3 separate regions of the Homo sapiens genome follow, and all the other regions are linked to region 2. The links are chromatin loops, found by intact Hi-C in ENCODE. Cell type or tissue: heart left ventricle. All regions are shown on one strand.

Region 1 (5,000 bases), 440 kb before region 2:
CCTTTAATCCTGTCAAATGTGTCATTAAGGGAATATCTTACACCGATTGCATAATCAGAAGTTATATGAAGTAAAGGTGCAGCGTCTACAATACAGTACATGACGTAAGCTCTGACCAGCAGGGTTAGTTATGCTCAGGAAGTCAACTATCCACCATCTTGTCGGATCCATGCAGTCTTAGCAGACTTTCTTCACACCATGGATGATTGAATCCACTACTCTTTGCATGTTTAAAGACAGAGAAGGCAGATTCTCTGCAGAGAGACGTGAAGAGAAGGTATGCCATGCCTATAGTTGAACGCTGCAGTGGTAGGTGGTGTGAAACTAACTTTTTTACCTTTTTGAAGTATTAGGAAAGAAAAAGTATGTAGGTGAAAGTGGAATGTAATTTCCAAACACTAATCAGATGAGAAGCATTAATTTAGTGTTACTTTTCTTTTGGTCTGCTTTTGAAACAATGGCAGACTTTTGAAGGCTCTCTCCTTTCTTTCCTGTTTGAATTTATTTTCTGATTACACTTTAATACAATAAAATAGATTCATCAGAAACTTTCATGGCATTTCCCTGCCATGGCTCTTTTTTCACCCTGATTCTTCTCTCCAGTGTGTTCCTTTGTTCCTTTGTTTAGCCTCATAACACTCTTTCAGCCTCATAACACTCTTTCAGACTGTCTTCAATCTTAAAGGAAAAGGAAAAACTGAAAAAAAAATTAAACATTAAAAAAATCACTTTTATAAGAAGCAATTCCCCTTTTGGCTACACTGAACCTCACTAGCATTAGTTTATGTGGGTATTGTCCAGCCAGCAGAGCTTCCCTTTGGAGGTACAGTCATTCAATTTCTTTGATACACACAATGGTTAAATATGTTTCATTTTCATTTTCTAATCAGAAAAGAAGAGTGCTAAAATAAAATTTGGCTTCGAGGAAATCTGTGTGTTCAACTGAGTGTGTTGGAATTTCCAAAAGATTATGCTCCTTTCAGGTCCAATAAGTTAGAAGGAAATTTTGATTGCGGTGCCTGGTACTTGTAGAGAATGTGATTAAAAATTGATTAAAGGCCTATCCAAAGATATAGTTGAGATACTAGCTATAATTTTAGAAGATAATAAAAGTCATGACCTGTATATTTCTAAATTTCTTTTACAGTTAAAGAATATTTGCTTGACCCGATGAAATAAAATGAAACAATAAAAACCTAGTTTATATAAGAACCCCAAATACAGTCCTAGTCATCAAATCCTAATAATTGTGTGTCCAGGGGAGAAGAGGTCCCAGTAATCCTACTTTAGCCTTTACATGTTTGTGATATTTATTTTAAACACTTTAGGAAGTCAGTATGACATATATTCCTCTTTCCTTTTCGTTAAATTGAAGACACATTGAGTACCATAACTACACTGTAGAAATAGAATACTGATTCTATTAGAGAAAGGTGACATTTACTTTATCTTGATTTAGAGGATAACTTATGTAAATTACCAAAAAAAGGCAGGAGATGTCAAGTCTTTCGCATAAAATTCAAGTGAGATCAACACATTCATTGACACATCACTGAGGGATAAATTTTTTATTGCATCCTATATATTTGTTCTAAGAATTCTGATTATATTTTTATTGTTAAAAGCTACTACAGATAGTTTGGTCACATCTTAGAAGTAATGAACGGTCACCATGACCTCATTCTTGGGAGTGTTGTCATTTGAGACCTTGTGTTTGAAAAGTGTCCGGAACTGGCAGTACTGTTGATGTGCTACTCACCTTTTACATCTGCATACATTTATCAGAAGTGGATTTGAGGTTTGCATAAATATTATGCATTTTAAAAACTATACTACCACGTTCTTTTTGGTTTCTTTTATTGTTAGAGTCCTTACTGTGTAGAAATAGTTTTTAATATTCCATTATGTTTAATTATTTTGATAAAATAGCAAGTTTACACTACAGTTTATTTTAAATAAAAATAAGTGCAAAATAAAAGTTTAAAGTAGACTTTGCCACAGTTTTTGCAAACCTGGCTTTTTGCTTTTTGTTTTCATTTTTTTTTAATTGTGGGAAAATGTTTCTGGAGAACCTCAAATGAAATAAAGTTAGACACAGAGTCACATTTTAGAGGCATATAGAGAAAATGTGGCTTTTTGTTTGCATTATTCTTTTTTACTCTGTACGGTGAAAAATTGGTTTTATTTCTTATCATATATCAATAATTTTTTTTTTTAAATTTGAGACAGTCTTGCTCTGTGGTCCTGGCTGGAGTGCAGTGGTGCCATCTCGGCTCACTGCAACCTCCACTTCCCAGGTTCAAGTGATGATTGTGCCTCAGTCTTCTCCTGAGTAGCTGGGATTACAAATGTGAACTGCCACATATGGCTAATTTTTTAAAAATTATTATTATACTCTAAGTTCTGAGCTACATGTGCAGAAGGTGCAGGTTTGTTACATAGGTATACATGTGCCATGGTGGTTTGCTTCAGTCATTAACCCGTCATCTACATTAGGTAGTTCTCCTAATGCTATCCCTCCCCTAGCCCCCCACACCCCGAGAGGCCGTGGTGTGTGATGTTCCCCTCCCTGTGTCCATGTGTTCTCATTGTTCAGCTCCCACTTATGAGTGAGAACATATGTTGTTTGGTTTTCTGTTCTTGTGTTAGTTTGGTGAAAATGATGGTTTCCAGCTTCATCCATGTCCCTGCAAAGGACATGAACTCATCCTTTTCTATGGCTGCATAGTATTTCACAGTGTATATGAGCCACATTTTCTTTATCCAGTCTATCATTGATGGGCATTTGGGTTTGTTCCAAGTCTTTGCTATTGTGAACAGTGCCGCAATAAACATATGTGTGCATGTGTCTTATAGTAGATGGATTTATAATCCTTTGGGTATATAGCCAGTAATGGGATTGCTGGGTCAAATGGTATTTCTGGTTCTAGATCCTTGATCTAGATCACCATACTGTCTCTTCCACAATGGTTGAACTAATTTACACTCCCACCAACAGTGTAAAAGCATTCCTGTTTCTCCATATCCTCTCCAGCATCTGTTGTTTCCTGACTTTTTAATGATCGCCTTTCTAACTGGTGTGAGATGGTATCTCATTGTGGTTTTGATTTCCATTTCTCTAATGATGAGTGATGATGAGCTTTTATTCATATGTTTTTTGGCCACATAAATGTCTTCTTTTGAGAAGTGTCTGTTCATATCCTTCACCCACTTTCTGATGATGTTGTTTTTTTCTTGTAAATTTTTTTAAGTTCTTTGTAGATTCCGGAGATTATCCCTTTGTCAGATGGATAGATTGCAAAACTTTTCTCCCATTCTGTAGTTTGCCTGTTCACTCTGATGATAGTTTCTTTTGCTGTGCAGAAGCTCTTTAGTTTAATTAGATCCCATTTGTCAATTTTGGCTTTTTAAGAAACAAATTATATTCTGCTTTACGTTACTATTTTTTAAACATATTGTATCCCCTTCCTAGTTTCTACACTCTTTTGGAGTTTATATACCTTCCCTAAGATATAACCAAATCCTGGGCACATAGGTGCATTGATATTAAATAAATGCACAACTCAAGTTTCTACTTTACATCCATATCACAAAGCTTGGCATCAAATAGTTTACAGTCTATTTGAGGAGAAAATTTGTAGGCTAACCGTAATGCAAAGTAGGATGAAATAAACACTTTAATGGTGATATGAGTAAAATAGTGGTGAAACCCAAAGTAAGAGTGATTAGCATAAATTTGGGAGTGGAGGAAGGAAGGGGATTAGTATAACCCTCACAGAACAAGTGACATTGAGCCTGAGTCTTTCAGAATCAGGAGCACTTCTGTAGGCTAAGGAGGTAGAGGAAACATGGGTTTCTAGCTTAGGAGCTGTAAAAAGCACTACCCATATGGAGAATAGAAATCGGCCCCATAAACCTGGAGCTTATCTTCTCAGAGGGAAACAGTAGCACCACATCACCTCTGTTAAATGCACTCTCAGGAGTTCAGACTTTGTTCTGCTCAGAGAAAAGAGCCAACAAAGATTTCTGAAGGAGAAATAACATACTATGGGCTCTGAGACTAAGGAGAATGACTTTGGTATCAGTAGGTGGGGTTAATTGAAGCAGGGTTCTCCAGGCAAGGTATGGTGAGCCTCTGAGTTAGAATGATAGTGAGAAAAGAAAGGGAGGGGACAGATACGGGTGACATTGTGAGGTATAGTTAATAGTGCATGGAAACAGCCCTGTCATTGTCCTTATCATACCAGAGGGTTTCCTTGTACTTGCAGCACACAGCTGGAATCCCTGGTATGACACACAAGTCATTTTCCACCTGCATTGATTCCTTTCTCTTTTCCCTTTTTCTTCCCACTCTCCTCGTGCAAGCATGGCATGCTGGGCTCCACCTATGTAAACCTTCTCTCCGTGCTTTATGCTCTCACATGTCTCCTTGGTTTTGAATATTTTATTCGTTATGCTGGATGTATTCTTCCTTTCTCTCCAGTTTCTGAACATCTACTTAGTTTTTAAAAGCCCAGCTCAGCTGAGCATGGTGGCTTACACCTATAGTCCCAGCTACGGGGTTGGGGAGGGTTGCGTTGGGAGGATTGCTTGCACCCAAAAGATCAAGGCTACAGTGAGCCATGATTGTGCCACTGCACTCCAGCCTGGGTGACAGAGTGGGACCCTGTCTAAAAAACCAAAAACACCCAACCCAAATGTTACCTTTTTTTGGAAGCTTTCCTAACCAGATCTCTACTGCCCCCAACACTCCCACATCCATTGCTCCCTGGACTTAGTCACTCTCTCCCTTGCCTCCCAGAGCAGTGTATTTATCCTTTTAAAATAAAACTAAACACACAACACTATACACCCATTAGGCTAAAATTAAAAATTGTGACAACACCAAATGCTGGTGAGAATGCTGCAAAATTTGATCACCCACACATTGCTGGTAGGAATGAAAAATGGTACAGGCATCCTGGAAATAGTTTGAAAGTTTCTTTTTTTTTTTTTTTTTT
Region 2 (5,000 bases):
GCTAAACCTGGGAGACTAACTGTGCAGCTCAGCAAATTCTCTCCCTGATCCACACTGTAAATATGCAATCAAATCTCTTGACACTGTAAGCTAATGGAGATCAGCTAGTAGAAGGTCTTTGGAGGGCAATCAGGTGGTATTAAAAATATGCTAATGGCAGCTTGTGATCTAGCAGCAGGACCCCAGGATTTGGGGTTGGCATGGTAACTGCCAGCAGATAGTTCACACAGAACAGGAACAACGGAAAGAATTAGAATGAACTGCTTAAATGCAACTGTTAATGAAAAATGTGGAGCACAATCAGAAAGAATGTTTGGTGCCCTCAGTGGCAAAAACAAACAAACCAACAAAAACACATACATACAAAACACAAGACCAAAAAGTGAAGTGAATGCTTTCCATTTTGCTATGGCAATCAAAGGTCATAGGAGCCAGCCATTGGGAAGAATTTAGAATTTAACCTGATGGTTTTATAGAGGACCTGTGACTTTGTTGAAATACAAGTGTTTCATATGTGAATGACAGAAGTGTCATATGTGTATGTGTCTCCTCACCAAGGCTGAAAGAAAAGGTCTGACAGGGAACAGCTTTTAACAATCTACTCTATCAAAGGCAGTACAGATGGTTGTTTTTGCTTTTAGCTTAACTGAATGTCAAATGAAAAAAAAAAAAGGCTTCTTCTCATACATATATCCAACACATAGAAAGAGGTTGAATTGGGGCTTGCACTCAAGTGCACATACATTACTGGGCAAACGTAATGCATGCTTAAGGGTGCGTGCACCCGTGTGCATTCCTGTATTTTAGGTGTGCCCTCTACTTTTTCCCTTCTCTGCCTGAAGCTGGAAATTTCATAGCAACTCAGCCTCTGCCAGTATGGGCTTGAGACCACAAAGAACGAGATTCTTTCCTGTTTTCCCATTGCAAAGCCTAAATGCCATTGTAAATGATTTTTCCTGGCGGGATGTATTAATACAAAAAGACAGGCTAAGTTCACTGTACCCATTAGCCTTGCTAACCCTTGTGGCTGAGGGCAATGATACAGAGTCAAATAATGTGAAGGGAGCTGCTGGAAACAGGCAGCAGTTGGATGACTCCAGGAAAACAAAGGTAATATGTCTGCATCCAGCACAGAGGCTCTCACGTGCCAGAGATGGAAATGAAGCTGTGAAAACAGAAAGTAGGCATGCACATCTCTGGAGGCTAAGGAAAAAAGGAGACAGAGAGGCAGACAGACCATGAATTAAGTGAGCTTGGGAATGCAGAGAAGACAATGGGAAAACTAGTGAAAGCTCAAAGAACAATTTGTATGCAGAGGAGTAGGAGCACGGCAAAGAAGAAATTCAACTCCTTAAGGATCTGTGTTTCGATCCACACTGTCCTTAGCCTAGCCTGAAACCCCTGCTTGGGAAAAAGTTTTGTCGTTTGAAAAATGCCCTTTTAAAATGACTTAGGCATAATTTCCTTCTCTTAGTCACTTCCTTCCTTCGCTTTGATACAACAGTCGCTTAAAGAAAAACCAGGGGAGAAAAGGTGGTGGAAATGCGTACAATTGGAAACAATTGCTATTGTCCTAGACATGTTCAATCTAGCAGAGACTGACAGGTGCTCTGCTGCTCAGAGGATGCAGTTAGATATGCTGTCATAAAATTAACACCTGGGGAACTAAGGTTTTGTGGGAGCAGCATGAAACATATATAATTTGGGACTCTAAGAAAAACAATACAGAATTACAATATGAAATTGTGAGAACATTCTTAGAGAGTTGGAAAGAGCCTAGGGAAGTAAGGGCCTTATCAGTTAATATCCATTATTTATCACATGTTACCATGACAACACCTGCAGGGAGCGGGGAGCACCTTTCCAATAAGGGGCCTTTAGTCAAAGAAAAATACAGGTCCATTTGTTTTTTCAAGACACAGCCTGCTCTTAAAACACCCACAATGTTGTCTGCTCATTAGACTAAATTCTGCATCCTGTACTGCTAATAGCACTTCCTGAGGAAATGGGTGGGAATTCCAAGATAGTATCACTAAGAAACTAAGTGACTTTAATTTCTAAGGGACTTTAGTTTCTAGGCATATTTCTAAGGGATGCCTAAATGACTGTATTATTTCACCTAAAATAATATACAATCTCTTGGTCTTGCAGCAGATCTGATGTTGATGTGTATGGTGTGAAATGAAAGAAGACAAAAGGTTCACCTTGAATCTTTCTAGAGGCCAAAGACAGCAGCTCATTGCTTACTTGTTAAGTACGAACTTAATGAGTACTGTTACAAATAGTGGGAGGCTCCCACAGAATATGACTTAGGAGAAAATAGAGCACTGCTGCTATAAGAGGAGTCTTTTGTTTGTGAAATCACAAGAACACCTGTGATTCAGCTCCCCAGGAACTTCAGTGGGCCAGTGTCCATTACTTTCATCATCAGGGATGTTTTCGTGTTGGGGCCTCTCTCTGAAGGTCCTGGTTTACCCCGAGGGAGCTTAGTGAGTCAGGCGCACAGGATGTGAATGGATGAGCCAGGACTTTCTTCTACCAGGGCGCCCTCTTGTGGGGATCTTATTAATTATCTTGCAAGGAAAGGGACCTTATACCCGGTTGCCTTCACAAGGCACAATTGTGAAGATTCACTTGTCCTATAAAGCCTCAGTCATCAGGCTTCAAATAGATATGCTCTCTCCTCTCTTCTCACTGTGGTTGAACTGGTCTACTTCTCTGTTTTCTTGTGACCAAGGTATGGGCAGCAACATGCCGCATGAAGAGTGCCCTCCTTCTGGTAAGAAGGCACATCACCAGTGACTTGCCCTTGTCCTTCTGTAGCTGTGTGCTTCTAAGCACAGGTAACCTAAAGTTCTCTGTCAGGCAAAATGAGTGTCCTGAGCATACTGCTTGCACCCTACTTGGGCATTCTTCCAAATCTTCCTAAATGTGCAAGACCCAGGCTACCATGCAGTAGTAGCACGATCATAGGTCACTGTAACCTTCAACTCCTGGGCTCAAGCAGTCCTCCTGCCCTAGCCTCCTGAGTAGCCAGAACTGCAGGCACACACCACCATATCCAGCTAATTTTTTTGTAGAGACAAAGTCTTACTATGTAGCACAGGCTGGTCTCAAACTCTGGGCCTCAAGGAATCCTCCTGCCTCAGCCTCCCAAGGCGCTGAGATTACAAGTGTGAGCCACCATACCTGGCTTATGCTTCTTAATTTTCTCCAAATCTTAATCACCCTTTAAGTCTCAACCTGAAAGTCTGGGTACGGTTGCTCTCATCCTCCAAGCAAGAAGTTGATAGATCTCTTTGATGTTTTTTCAGTCTTCTTTTTTGTTTTTTTTGAGATGAAGTCTTGCTCTTGTCCCCTAGGCTGGAGTGCGATGGTGCTATCTCGGCTTACTGCAACCTCTGCCTCCCGGGTTCAAGCGATTCTTCTGCCTCAGCCCCCGAGTAGCTGGGATTATAGGCGCCTGCCACCATGCCTGGCTAGGTTTTGTATTTTTAGTAGAGACGGGGTTTTATCATGTTGGCCAGGCTGGTCTTGAACTCCTGACCTCAGGTGATCCACCCACCTCGGCCTCCCAAAGTACTGGGATTACAGGCGTGAGCCACCGCTCCCGGCCTCTCAGTCTTCTTTTTACTTATCAAAACCTCCCAACAGACCAGGCTTACCAAGGAGAGAAATTGTGTTTGTTTCTGACTATGTTGCTCCGGGTTATGATCCGAGTGCCGGCCTGTTATCTGTCACATAACAGGTGCTAAATAGGCATTGGATGACAAATGACCAGACTCCATTCACTCACATTGCACACGCTCTTCTTAACTGCTAATGCATACACATTTGGTGCAATTCCTTGGCAGTGCTGCACGGCTAACAACTTATTTACAGAGTAAACAACTACCCACACCTCCTGTGTGTCAAACACAGAACTCCCTGGAGTGGAAAAGCAATCGACAAAGAAGATAAAGAGAAGTAGGGTCATAACCAGGAAAAAATGGTGTCTACAATGCCAAAGGAGGAGAGAAATGATCAGATAAAGGTGGCAGATTGCCACCTGCTGAGAGGGCAAAATTCTTAAGGGATTTGCCACTTATGTGGCCATTGTTAGAAACACTATCATGAGCAATTTCAGTTAAGTGCTGAAAATGACTGGCTCTGTGGTCAGAGACATAAACAGTACTATTTTTAATCACTCTTCAAGGTTTCCATGAAGAGTAAGGAAGGAGTATTAGAGGCTGGCACTTTGTGTCCACTACAAGAATGGTCTCTAAGCAGGTGTTAGATTTTATTAAATTGCAATCTTCATGTGGCTCCAGTGACAGGCTCTGATTTGGATGGCCTTCCAGTTGTGACCAATGGAGCTTCACATCCCCCCAAATCACTGGGCCTCCTTTAAACACGTCTCATTTAGCCTCTTTGGCTTCTTATCAGGCTCAAGAAACAATCTAAGATTGCAAGCGAGTGCACTCTGGAGAAGGATAATTGCTGTGAATGACTAAAGAAGGCCTCTCAGCATTAGTGTTATCATGAGCTTGAAAACCTGCAAATCATATGATAATTATTCCTGAAGTTCCTTGGCAGCCCTTAAGTATAATTATCATGTAATCTGCAAGGCTCAGAATGTTTTCAAAACAAGCGTGCATGGAAAAGAAATGGAATGAGCCCCTCCTTTTTTATTAGCATATCCCTGCTCCCAGGTCAAGTGACCAAGGTACGGGCAGCAACATGCCGCATGAAGAGTGTCCTCCTTCTGGTAGGGAAGCACATCACCAGTGACTTGCCCTTGTCCTCCGATCATGACAGCCTTGTTTGCCTGCTGGCATTGAACAGTGATCTGTTCCATGGTGATCTGTGCCTTTGTGCTTTGTTTCCTTTCTGACACTGCAGGTGGGTACTGTATTTCCTAGGTGAGCCATTCAAGTGAGTCCTAAGGATTTTAAGATTAACCCACAGAAAATTAATTTTGTCAGGTGTGGTGCATGGGAGGCTTTTTGGTTAGCTTAGAT
Region 3 (5,000 bases), 430 kb before region 2:
TGCTGCTATAAAGACACATGCGCACGTGTGTTTATTGCGGCACTATTCACAATAGCAAAGACTTGGAACCAACCCAAATGTCCAACAATGATAGACTGGATTAAGAAAATGTGGCACATATACACCATGGAATACTATGCAGCCATAAAAAATGATGAGTTCATGTCCTTTGTAGGGACATGGATGAAATTGGAAATCATCATTCTCAGTAAACTATCGCAAGAACAAAAAACCAAACATCGCACATTCTCACTCATAGGTGGGAACTGAACAATGAGAACACATGGACACAGGAAGGGAAACATGACACTCTGGGGACTGTTGTGGGGTGGGGGGAGTGGGGAGGGATAGCTTTAGGAGATATACTTAATGCTAAATGACGAGTTAATGGGTGCAGCACACCAGCATGGCACATGTATACATATGTAACTAACCTGCACATTGTGCACATGTACCCTAAAACTTAAAGTATAATAATAATAAAATAAAAAAATAAAAAATAAAATAAAAAAAAGAAATGGACATAAGAATATATGACATGAAATCATAATATTAGTCAGTGGTCAAATATAAATCCAGTTATTTACATCATAGTTATATATCACTTTTAATGTCACTTTGTAGGGAACTGTTGACTGTAAAACTAGGGTGCAGATTCTAGTATCACAAATGTATAAGGAAACTTGAGTTATTATCTCGCTCTATGCCCTGATTGTGATGATCTGGAGTAGCAATCGATTTTCTTCTTGACAATGTCTAGGCATTTATTCATATTACATACTCTCCTTCAGCCAATTCTTGAGTTTTATCAACTGATTTTTTATGGAATTATGTTCTATGTCCAAATGAAATGCCTTTCATTAGCAGGGACTATGTTGTACTCTCTTCGTGCTTCTACAATCTTCTGTTGTTTTACGTAACAAGGCAGATACCCCTATTATGTGTGTTTATTGATTGGATCAATGGCTAAACACATGCTTTAATTTTATCCCATTGTCTCACATCTGAGCCTTTAAGGAAAACAGCATCAAGCCTCTCTCAGTCATGAAGATGATAATCAAGTCAGCCCTTAGTCTTCTCTAAGTTAAGGAACTCTAATATAACCTTTTCCTATGTAACCTAATTTTCTTTGTTAATCATTCTTACTATTTTACTTTGAATCTGCTCTAGTTTCCACACATCTTTTAAAAATTTGTCACCAATTGGACACTCTGTTCCAATGAGATCTCATTAATTGTAAATATATCAGATTGATTACTTCCTGTTGCCTGCAGATTATTCATGTGTTACCTGTTTTCCTTAGGCCTCAACTTTGTGACTGCGCTACATTGTAGGCTCTTGATAAATATTTGTTGAATGACTAAATTTGTTTACAATTTGGTGATATTAATCTTTCTTTTTGGGAAAAGTGTACCAAGATGTGTTCCTATCTGGCCCAATATCACTTATGTTAGTAAAAACAGCTGTTTCTGTTTTTACTCAAAGAACAGAGCAAACATCCAATTGACAGCCATAGGCTGTCAGAATTGCACTTACCCTCTGACCAGGAAGGTACAGAAGTGCCAGACTTACCTGCCTGATGCTGTCCTCGTGATGCCGTCCTAGAAAGAGCCTCATGTGGTTGGATTTCTGGCAGGCCTATCATAGCAATCCTATAGATATAATCAGGCACACCCTGACACCTTTGTGACATATTATAGCATCATATTATGTTTTTGGCAAGGGTTTTTTTTTTTTAGTTTTTTTGTTTACTGAAAAGTAGGAATTGTGTTTTAGTCACCTTGTGTCTTGCACATAGTAGGCACTCAAGTACTTGTTGAACTAGAGGCTGAATAAATGGAATTTTCATCTTATGATAGTTCAATGAAGATGGCCTGTTTAATTTTAATAATAGCAAGCAATAAATATTTTCCCATTGATAAGCTGAGATTTTTATGCTATTAGTAGAGCAAATTTGTCAAATGTTATTGTTTCAGCATTCCTGGGTTCTATTTAACTCAGAGTCTGTCTTTATACAAAGCAGACGTTCAGTATTTTCCCAGTGTTTTCTAAACTGGGAGTTGACCCATAGGGAGATCATGGGCTATTCTCAGGAAGCCACAGAGACGCAGCCCCTGTGCTCTGGATAGCTGCTTGGGGAAAAGGCAGTGAACTATGGGTGACCTGGCATTCACCACCTACTCCCTCCCCTTGGGCACTTCCTCCTTTCAGATTTGATGTGATAGTGAGGGGGAGACCAGAAATACCTCAGAATTTGTAAGATGAAATGTGAACTTATTTTGTGTGGACAGTAGATGTGAGTCATGGAAAACCCAAGGGACTTCACAGGATAAAAAACTTTAAGAAGTCCTGAGGTAACCTCAGGCTGATGCTAATTGAATTCCCTTGACAAGGAATCTTAAATGAAGTAGAGCAGTTACTGTTTTGAAATGAGCGCAAGGAAAACAATTTTCCCAGGGCGTTTCATTGGAGATGAAAAGGTCACTCAGATTTTGCAGTTACCAGTCATGTGCAAATCAGAGCTTGGATTAAGTGAGGATTCAATCCAAGGGATTTGGAATTGGAAGTCTTGGATTTGTCCTGCTAATTTTATTATTCTTATTAGTTGAAAATAGTGTGATTTCCTTTTACCATCAAAGCTTGAAATGTGTCAAGTAAAATATCAAAATGTCTGTTATCTTTAGAAGGGGTTCAGGATAAATTGACAGTCTTAACAGTTGGCATTAGGTTTGATTTATGTTTGTTGTATCTCAAGGTGCAGATATTTACTTTTCTTTGTATTTTAAGCATCTCACAGAACAACCTCCGATTCATGATTTCATCATCCCCATAGATAGTAGTTTCTTGGGACATTTCCAGTTTAAGCCAATTTCCTGGGGAAATTCTTAGTAGCCACCTGTTCTAAAAAATGTCCTAGAAAGAATGCAGTTTACTTCTTTTCTGAACTCTAGACTGGTAAGTCTTTTAGATACCTCAACCTTGAAATAACAGACACTTTACTTTCAATATGCCCAATATTGAACTAATTGTATCCTTAGCACTCCTTTCTTTCCTACATTCCTACCCTCCCTCAACACCTCCGTCTCCTGTGATCTTTACATGTAGGCTTTTTTTCCAATGAAGTTCATGGACCTTTACCCTGCTTGAAGGGGTTACCCATAAACTTTCTAGGTGCTCCCCCTCATTCATGGAAGATTCTGGGTGGATTCTGGCTCCCAGTCTCTTTCCCCCAAGTCCACCATTTATATGAATTGCTTCAGTATCTATGTAGATGACTGTGACAAACTTCATTGATCGCCTACCCAGAAGCCACCCAGTTGTTCCTTTTTCTTCCCATACAATAAACCCTGCTTTTTTTCATGTAGAAACATGTTCAGCCCCAGGAAATGAATGATGATTAGTTCAACTGGTGGTTCTCATTCCTGGTTACCTATTAGAATCTTCTTAAGAGTTAAAGAAAAGAAAAATACCACTACTAGGAACCACCTGAAAGAGTCTGCCATGATTGGAGTGAGATAGGGCACAGATGTTAATGTTTTCTAATTTGTTAGTTACTTTGCTGATAATTCTAATATGCAACCAGGCATGACAACCCTGGCTCCAAACCCACCATGGCAAACCTCAGTACACTTTGTGATTGGTCCAAGGCTATGCATGCAAAACAATTTGAGAATTTCTACCAAGGCTTTCTGGGAAAACTTTTTTTTCATGATAAAGAATTTCATAAGAAAATATCTGTTTTGCCCTTTCCATTTCTTCTGTCTTGGTTGCTGTCCTAAGAGGATGCTTGTGGCTATTGTAGCTATCTGGAAACTCTGAAGTGGTAAATCAATCTGATAAAGATGGCAGAATGGGAGAGGGTAAAAATCCAGGGTCTCTGAGGTCATTGTTCAATCTGTGAACCAACTGGGCCTGCCTACCTCTAGACTTTAGGTGAGATAAGCAGTAGTCTTACATTAAGGCCACTGTTTGTCAAATCTTATGTGTTTTGCTAAAAGTACATTGAAGATAGATTGCCCCATCCAACCTCCTACATCAAGGGTAAACAAACTCTTTCTGTACGGGCCAGATGGTAAGTATTTGGGGCTTTGTGGGCCATATAGTTTCTGTTAGATCTACTCAGTGCTGCCATTGTAGTGCAAAAGCAGCCACAGACAATATGTAAACAATTGAATGTGGCTGTTTTCCAATAAAGTGTTATTTACACAACCAGATTTTACCGGTGGGTTATAGTTTGGTGAATCATGTCCTAGATCATCATTAAGAAGTGGCATGGTGGCCGGGCGCGGTGGCTCACGCCTGTAATCCCAGCACTTGGGGAGGCCGAGGCGGGTGGATCATGAGGTCAGGAGATCGAGACCATCCTGGCTAACAAGGTGAAACCCCATCTCTACTAAAAATACAAAAAAATTAGCCGGGCGCGGTGGCGGGCGCCTGTAGTCCCAGCTACTCGGGAGGCTGAGGCAGGAGAATGGCGTGAACCCGGGAAGCGGAGCTTGCAGTGAGCCGAGATTGCGCCACTGCAGTCTGCAGTCCGGCCTGGGTGACAGAGCGAGACTCCGTCTCAAAAAAAAAAAAAAAAAAAAAAAAAAGAAGTGGCATGGTATCAGCTTTTGCAGGGTTAACTACATCTTTTATTTTTAAATATTTTCCTTTTTTGAGACAGAGTCTTGCTCTGTTGCCCAGGGTGGAGTGCAGTGGCAAGGTCTTGGCTCACTGAAACCTCTGCCTCCCAGGCTCAAGTAATTCTTGTGCCTCAGCCTCCCAAGTAGCTGGGACTACAGGCACGTGCCACCACACCTAGCTAATTTTTTTATTTTTTGTAGAGACAGGGTTTGGCCATATTGACCAGGCTGCCCTCAAACTCTTGATCTCAAGCAATTTGGCTGCCTTGGCCTCCCAAAGTGCTGGGACTGCAGGCGTGATCCACCGTGCCTGGCCCTACATCTTTTACATTTTGAAAGTAAGAGATTAACTTTCTCTTGTGGGGCAATGCAGGA

What was found. A loop is a pair of places that touch in the nucleus more often than their neighbours do. Peaks named below come from ENCODE experiments on the same cell type or tissue, not always from the same donor. Only the 100,000 strongest peaks of a DNase experiment are listed, where the experiment ranks them.
Region 1: it touches region 2 in a loop (2.3-fold over the local background); 8 of 110 quality-filtered maps call a loop at or near these places.
Region 3: it touches region 2 in a loop (4-fold over the local background); 4 of 110 quality-filtered maps call a loop at or near these places.

The regions. Positions count from the first base shown.
Region 1 is chr5:111,992,601-111,997,600 of GRCh38, reverse strand. The region is part of intron 3 of NREP-AS1 (NREP antisense RNA 1); the gene reads right to left. Among named protein-coding and RNA genes, the nearest start is that of NREP-AS1, 83 kb to the right of the region's middle. RefSeq lists an enhancer at 1-99. In heart left ventricle, no CTCF peak of the experiment used is centred here; no DNase peak of the experiment used is centred here.
Region 2 is chr5:111,548,272-111,553,271 of GRCh38, reverse strand. The region is part of intron 1 of STARD4-AS1 (STARD4 antisense RNA 1); the gene reads right to left. Among named protein-coding and RNA genes, the nearest start is that of STARD4, 38 kb to the right of the region's middle. RefSeq lists an enhancer at 2,760-2,839. In heart left ventricle, a CTCF peak has its summit at 2,561 (motif pointing left); a DNase peak (open chromatin) is centred at 2,501; H3K4me3 peaks cover 238 bases; H3K27ac peaks cover 2,756 bases.
Region 3 is chr5:111,981,489-111,986,488 of GRCh38, reverse strand. All of the region lies in intron 3 of NREP-AS1 (NREP antisense RNA 1), which reads right to left. Among named protein-coding and RNA genes, the nearest start is that of NREP-AS1, 71 kb to the right of the region's middle. In heart left ventricle, no CTCF peak of the experiment used is centred here; a DNase peak (open chromatin) is centred at 2,128; H3K27ac peaks cover 387 bases.